2 separate regions of the Homo sapiens genome follow, and region 2 is linked to region 1. Evidence: read pairs that join two places in POLR2A ChIA-PET (ENCODE). Cell type or tissue: endothelial cell of umbilical vein. All regions are shown on one strand.

Region 1 (4,000 bases):
GAATCACTTGAACCTAGGAGGCAGAGGTTGCAGTGAGCTGAGATATTGCCATTGCACTCCAGCCTGGGCAACAAGAGTGAAACTCCATCTCAAAAAACAAACCAACAAACAACAAAAACAACAACAAAAAAAACCCAAAAACAAACAAACAAAAGTATTCCTAATTAGTATCAAGGCTGAGAGTAGGACCAAGACTTCTGACCTCCCTACAGCATCCCCTTTCCCTGTGTCATGAATAGTACTTTCCATCATGAGCAGTTACAGTCCAATCCACTATTGTATCTCCCTTGTAATTCTACAGCAATTCACATGCTAAGGCTTGACTTTCAGAGTCCTTGATAAACTACAAAGTTTCATTAGAACCCCTTGAATTGCTTGGCGAACAAGCACCCTAGACCTATTTTAATCAGAATTTCTGGGTGGGGCCCAGATGCCTGAATTTATAGCAAGAAAATCCCCCATCTCAAATTCCTTATGAACACTAGAATTTGAGAACACTACACTCCCAAACTGAAGTTTTAAAATAGAAACAGAACTCTCTTTACCCGTTTAGTGTAAAGAAGGCCTCTTTGGGCATGTTTGTCATCATTTCTTAACTTTGCACTGCTAGATGCCTCTTCTGAGCTCATTCCAGGATCACTGATAAAAAACAGCACTAACCACCCACTGATGAGTAGGTGGGAACCCTGCCCTGGGAAGGAGGGAGGCCAAGAAAGCCCAGTAGGGCTCATCTCTAATCCTGTGTTGTTGTTGTTGGGATCATCCTTGGCCATTTCCCTGGACAATTGTGAAGGTTTTCGCTTTGCAGGAAATATGAAAAATCCACCACAGTTTGATGATAGCCCTGAATTAAATGTTACTAGCTGTTATATGCAGTTCATTTAGAGCGTTTCTAAGAGCTAACCTAGACATGGCAAAAGCAATGGATTCTAAGACGGGACTCAGTTGTTTAGTCTGACTTTCAAACCAATCAGCTATGTATTCTTGGGAGGATAAATTCAACATCCTAGACTTCTATCTCCCTCATTTAAAAATTAAGGTAACTGGAATAGATTTGTGCTTCAAACTTTCTTGACATACCCTAAAAAATACATTTACGTTAGCCACCCATGCGCGGAGATACTACAAACAGTTCTCATGAAGCGGCACCTTACTTTGTATGATAAACTCTGATACTTTCTCTCCTATTCCTTTCTATCCTACTCCATACTTTTAGCAATCACAAGTAGCAACCGAATAAATTAATTTCATGACTCACGAATGAGTCATGAATTGCAGTTTGAAAAGCACTGGACTAGATGTTACATAGGTTTTCCTCTAATATTAAAGTTGAAAATGAATCCGGTACATTTATCTGTCCCTGTTTATACTTTTAAAGTTCCCTCTTAGCAGGATTATATATTAATGTATATGCAATACATGTTAATAGAATATAAAATTTTACTTTAAATTGATAACATTAGTCAATTATAGTCTCTCAGGATTCAAATATTTTGTAGTTTGAATGAGCAAAATCTAATACGTTAAATTAAAGCTTAGTCTTGTAGTTTCTAAGAACTTCGTAAGAGTTTTAACCTGTTAAACCTGTACTTGTTAGTTCTTTTCTTTCTGTTTTCCCAGGCACATCTGGATAAAGGCAGAAACAAAGTAACAAGGGAGGAAGTCCCAGTAATCACAAGAAACCAATCTTTTTTCTCCCAAACACATATTTTGGGGCTGACATCATAGCCACATGGCACAAACTACAGATGGAAAAGTATCTGAACTCAAATCCGGAAACTTAACCTTTATCAGATGAAGACAAGAAAGACTTCAGCAGGCAAACTCACACCTGTTGGGCTGAGGAGCTAGAAATCAACAACCAAATACCAACATTACTGCTCTGGAAATAACTTCTGTTAGAACAATAAAGTAAGATGAGGGCAAATGACTGAGCTTCCCTTGATGCTTTTCCCTGATGCTATTTTATTCTGCAGAAAATATCCAACATACGATGACACCTGAAAAGAATGAGTCCTAGCATCTCTGTGTTTCCACACCAGCAGCTCACTCTGACTCTGGCTGCCTTCTAGGTCTAGCCACTGCCTTAAAGTACTAGCCCACCACCTGGTGTCACCAGCCCAACACCAGCTCAGTCTCCTGACACCAGCCCTTCCCTAAAAAATGCTGCAGGACCCCCCCTCAGCAATGCATGAGAGCCGATCTCTCAGGTCTTGATCTATGGGAAACTGTGACAGGCTCCAGAATTATAAACAGAAGGTGTGTTGTGTCTTCCTGGATCTCGTCATCTGATTGCTATTTAGAATGGCTTGACTGTGTTAGTCAGACCTATGAGTTCATCCAACAACAAGCGGGCACAGTGACCAGCCGGGCTCAGCCCAGGGACAGAAAGCAAACACTCCCTCGTCTGTGATTTCAGCCTTATGCAGACCAAATAGAGGCCAAAGTAATGATTATCACACAGGGAAGCCAGCTGGAGAATCTTTTGAGTTTCTATGAAAACATCGTCTCCCCTTCACTTTTATTGCTTGCTTTTTCTTCTCTCTTTCTTTATAGTTTCCTTTCCTGTCCAGTTTGCTTCTATCTCTTTTCCTGACTCATTTTTATTTTACGTGTATCTTATCTTTCTGAAAACTTTTAGAATTAAAATCTAATATCCTCCCTGCCCAATTATTTTAACTGCTCTGGGTTCTTTCTGCACAAAATATTGCCTTACAAGCTAGGATGGTAATAGAATTGTTTTACAAAGGTATGTCTTACTTTGCATATCATTACAAAGATTTCCACATTTTCAGGAGGCCCTGCCTGTATTATATGTTATCTAAGATACAGCCAGTTTATTCATGCACCAAATTAAAATTATGTTCATAGATGATTAAAGCCAGAAGTCATCTCTCGAAGATTACCAAATCCAATTCCTTAATTTTACAGATGAGAAAACTGTGGCCTAGAGAGTTCAAGTGACTTGCTCCAAATCCTGATCTAATATTCAGTGTGCTTTGGGGCCAAACATACCAGACAGATAAAACTACAACAGCATGAAAAATTGTGTGCACCCTATAATTTCTTAAGAAACCAATTTTGGTCACTGGATGTTAACCACCTGAATGAAGTCCAGTGAATACGTCAATCACACACCATAGCCTATTGTAACTGCCAGGGATTCCATTTCGCATGTGCTTGCACTTGAGCTGGATAATGAACTGCTCCTGCAGAGGTTCCTACCTGGGAGAAAAGTATTGATTGATTCTCTCACACTCAGGATTCTGGAGCAAATCTAAAGCCATGCTTTTGAACATAGAACTTGAACTGCTGCAGAGTTTTGCCTGAAATGAAGAGTAGTGGCCAGCCCCTCTGAAGGAGAAATAAATGGGAAATTGGGTAAGATTTTGAGTGGGAGATGTTTAAACTTTTATTTATTTTAGGGAGTGGGGACTTTAAAAGATAAGCATCTGGGGTTCTCAGGATGCCAGAGTGTGTCACAGGGTGCATGTCCCAACATAGGAAAAGCTACCAGTTCTTTCTGGAGGGAGCTCAGTGAATTGTACCATGCTGCTGGGGTAATCCCAAAGCGGAGAAATGCTTGGAAGCATGGTCACCATATGCCTACTATGGGTCTATGCTGGATGTTATTTGGGTCCTTTAATACAATGATGCAAAAGGAAAGCTCAGAGTCTCTAAAAAACAACACATCCTAGGGAAACATGAGCCTAACGAAATATGACTCCTTCATCAATCCCATGCACAGGCTCTTGGGGCTGGGAGCATCTCTGGTTCACATCTTACCTCAAAGACTGTGCCTGCAAAAGGGATTTGTTTCCTATACTTCATTTGCAAAGGGCATAGTAATAATGAGAAATTAAGTAATAGGAAAAATACAATGAAAGGAATAAATGCTGAAAAGTTTAACTTCATTAGGTCAAATTGAGAAATGCATATTTTGCCAAGAAATCTTCCATTCCTTTCCCTGGAATTTCATGCGGTAGTCTCTAATTTTTAT
Region 2 (4,000 bases), 180 kb after region 1:
GTTGATACCCACTCAAAAAGGACACTTCTGATTAAGACGGTTGAAACTAGAGATGGACAGGTTGGTATCTTTTAAGGAAAAAATAGGGTAATCTCAGACAGGAGTTGATATATTTTAAAATCAGTGAATCTGAATCTCAGATACAGCTGGCTAATTTGAGAGGTTCAGGTTTCATTCATGCCTACTAAAAAAAGAATAGGCTTCTTCTTCCAGCAGTACACACAGCCAACTAATTATTTGGCTCCTGGATGTGAAGTTGAGATAGCAGTCTTCCTGTGCTCCAGAATTAGTGATTTGCTTTGGTGCTTAATTTGAAGTGGGAGTAAGCTTCCTTAAACCACTTCCTAAAGCAGCTACATGAAACAGCTTCACTAGACTACCTCAATATGAGGAATGTTTTGATCCTGGACATATGGTGTCTTCCTACCTCCATACTTTATAGATTCCTAAACCCATCTATATAATACAAGCATGTGCCATACGATCATTTAGTTTCTTATTACCTCCCTATGCCAGGAAAGAAATAGTTGCAATTTATTGTAGTCATCATGAAATCTTCCCTTGCACATAAATTTAAAATGTACCTGCTGCACATTTTAATATGTCTTAATTGCTTTTAAACTTGGCTGTATTGTGTACAACTATTATACCATCTTTTATAAACACAGTTTTTTAAGAAATTTCTTTTTGTAAGTTACAACATTCCACTGGATCCTTATATTGCCTGTAGTGGAAGAGGGTCTTGTGTGTCTGCCCCTTCTAGTTTTCACTCATGCAGAAGCAACATAACCTTCTGATTTGCACAATAAATTACATATATTTAGCAGGATTTTTATTTGCCGTGATATATAGGATAATTTAGTCTTTGGCATGTGGCATTATATTTATTTTGGTTTTTTTTTTTAAACAGGTTATCAACGAAACTTCTCAGCATCACGATGACCTTGAATAAAAATTGCACACACTCAGTGCAGCAATATATTACCAGCAAGAATAAAAAAGAAATCCATATCTTAAAGAAACAGCTTTCAAGTGCCTTTCTGCAGTTTTTCAGGAGCGCAAGATAGATTTGGAATAGGAATAAGCTCTAGTTCTTAACAACCGACACTCCTACAAGATTTAGAAAAAAGTTTACAACATAATCTAGTTTACAGAAAAATCTTGTGCTAGAATACTTTTTAAAAGGTATTTTGAATACCATTAAAACTGCTTTTTTTTTTCCAGCAAGTATCCAACCAACTTGGTTCTGCTTCAATAAATCTTTGGAAAAACTCTTTTGTTGTGTTATTTATTGGATAATATCTAAACAATTCTCTACTTGGTCCTATTAGTTAATTTGTCATTACAATCATGTAAGTTGATAAATTCAGGTTATTTATGCTTGAGATGTAGTTCTTAATTTTGTCATTTTTGATAGACCTCACTTCTTTTTATTATTACTTAAAAACATTTACAAATAGGTGGTGTCGAATAAAATAACTTGTACCAAAATGAAGATAGGTCTCTCTAAAATGAGCTCAGGTCTGTGATTTTAATCATAACAAACAGACTTCCTAAAATTAAAAAATAAAAACTTTTTTTAGTACATATAGCATATGAGTAACACAAATTCCACTTTGGGAGTTAAAGCATAGGAAGTTGCCAAGATATAGGGGCTTATCTTCCGCTAGCAAGATGCAGAGAAATGGAAAAAGTTCACCAAGTTTTTCTTTTATTTAAGACAGGATCTCACTTTGTCACTCAAGCTGGAGTAAAGTGACTCAATCATAGTTCACTGCAGCCAACAACTCCTAGGCTCAGGCAATCCTCCCACCTCAGCCTCCTCAGTAGCTAGGAGTACTCAAAACAAATAAACGAATGTCTAACTTTAGCCTAAAATGTGAGTTGTCTTCCCAAAACTAGCCACACACCTGGCTAATTTTTTTAATTTTTTGTAGAGATGGGGTCTGGAAGTGTTGTCCAGCCTAGTCTGGAACTCTTGTGCTCAAGTGATCCTCCCTCGGCCTCCTAAAAAGCTGGGATTACAGGCATGAGCCACCACACTCAGCCTAGTTCACCAAGATTTAATATATGAAACCGTTCTGCTTTATTGTGTGTGTGTGTGATAGCTATATCTATATCCATCTATCTATAGATACAGATATTTGTAAAGACCTTTGTGTTTGGAGAATGGCATTAGGCACAAAATAAAACCTCCTACCTTTTCTTCCAGGGAGATGAGATTATTACATGTGAATCGCATGGTGCTAACTGTAGGTGTAATAAGGTTTCAAAGTCTGGAGCAATAAAAATGAAGTGGGGCAGTCATGGAAAGCTCCCTAGAAAGCACTCAGTGTGAGCATAGAACTTACATAAATAGACGAGAGAAGGTATTGCCAAGAGGCAATAGTGTAGTAATGGTCAATAATGTGTGTTCTGGAGTGAAAACTTCGAGTACATTCTCGGACATCTCTAAGTTTCAAATTATGGAAATATTATTATCTTCTCTCCTCCGAGAATGATGTGGTAGACATTGTCATAATTTTTCTGTGTTTGCATCTGCCTCTCTCTGGAGTTAACTAGTGAGATGGTTCTCACAAAGCCCTGCCCATTTGCAGGAATGTTCACTGTGATTTTCATCATTTTGGTTACCGTGGGTACTGCATGAATAAAGAAAGGATTGGGGCTGGATGCAGTGGCTCATGCCTGTAATATCAGCACTTTGGGAGGCTGAGGCGGGTGGATCACTTGAAGTCAGGAGTTCCGGACTAGCCTGGCCAACACGGCGAAATCCTGTCTCCACAAAAAATACAAAAATTAGCCAGCCGTGGTGGTGGATGCCTATAACCCCAGCTACTCTGGAGGCAGAGGCAGTAGAATTGCTTCAGCTTGGAAGGTAGAGGTTTCAGTGAGCCAAGACTGTACCACTAAACTCCAGCCTGAGTGACAGAGCGAGATCCTGTCTTAGAAATAAAGAAAAAAAGGATTGGCTGCTGAAGTAACTCCTAGCCATTCTAAAGGTAAATTCTAAATGTAAAAGTAAACTTTACATTCTAGTTTACTTGGGACATTCTTGGTTTATGACTGTTGTGTAAGCATAATTATTAATAATAACAGTTTGGACAATAGATTGTATGTGGTCAGGTCATGCTACCCTTAGAATAATCTTACAGAAAATGTGTCTGTCCCCTCAGCCCCCATATTCAAACAACTGACATGGACAATGGCATAATTAATTTTATTAGTGTAAACATCCAGGTCTTTGGGCCCTTATGAAACCTTTTCTATTTGATTTTTCGTTTTGCTTTCTGTTCTTTAGCCATTCTCACCACTGTTCCCCGCAGCCTCCTAACCCTAGGATCCCTGTCTCCTCTTCCACTTGTATCCCACCTTTGGCTTATAAGGGTCATCCAGGGAAGACCCCAGCCCCATATTGGCTTTCTTCACACACCAGACTCATTATTATTTTTTTAAAAATTGAAAAACAAGCCACAGTTTTCTTTCAGGGGAAAAGAACCAGGACAGCAAGTTCTGCTCATACCTATTGAGATTAGTAGACTCCCACTCTTAAAAATCCTTTACAGATGGAGGCCAGGCATGGTGACCAAGGTGGGTGGATCCCCTGAGGTCAGGAGTCCAAGACCAGCCTGGCCAATAAGGCGAAACCCCGTCTCTACTAAAGACACAAAAACTAGCCAGGGGTGGTGGTGCACACCTGTAATCTCAACTACTCGGGAGGCTGAGGCACGAGAATTGCTTGAACCCAGGAGATGGAGGTTGCAGTGAGCCGAGATTGTGCCACTGCACTCCAGCCTGGGCAACAGAGTGAGACTCTGTCTCAGAAAAAGAAAAAATATCCTTTACAGATGGAAACAACAGACACTGGGCACTTCAAAAAGGAGGAGGTTGGGAGGAGGGCAAGGGTTGAAAAACCACCTGTTGAGTACTTGGGTGATGGGTTCAATAGAAGCCCAAGCTCTAGCATTACGCAATATATCTATGTAACAAACCTGCACATATA

What was found. Peaks named below come from ENCODE experiments on the same cell type or tissue, not always from the same donor. Only the 100,000 strongest peaks of a DNase experiment are listed, where the experiment ranks them.
Region 2: POLR2A ChIA-PET joins it to region 1 with 5 read pairs; 9 of 35 experiments call an interaction of 5 or more read pairs at or near these places.

The regions. Positions count from the first base shown.
Region 1 is chr10:17,060,959-17,064,958 of GRCh38, forward strand. The region is part of intron 22 of CUBN (cubilin); the gene reads right to left. Among named protein-coding and RNA genes, the nearest start is that of CUBN, 67 kb to the right of the region's middle. RefSeq lists an enhancer at 1,295-2,494. In endothelial cell of umbilical vein, no CTCF peak of the experiment used is centred here; DNase peaks (open chromatin) are centred at 1,243, 1,733 and 2,283; H3K27ac peaks cover 3,510 bases.
Region 2 is chr10:17,236,320-17,240,319 of GRCh38, forward strand. VIM (vimentin) reads left to right here. Exons shown (of 10, transcript NM_003380.5): 9 at 1-60; 10 at 911-1,274. The coding sequence ends at 952. Among named protein-coding and RNA genes, the nearest start is that of VIM-AS1, 8.3 kb to the left of the region's middle. RefSeq lists a silencer at 2,451-2,745. In endothelial cell of umbilical vein, no CTCF peak of the experiment used is centred here; DNase peaks (open chromatin) are centred at 1,792 and 2,442; H3K27ac peaks cover 663 bases.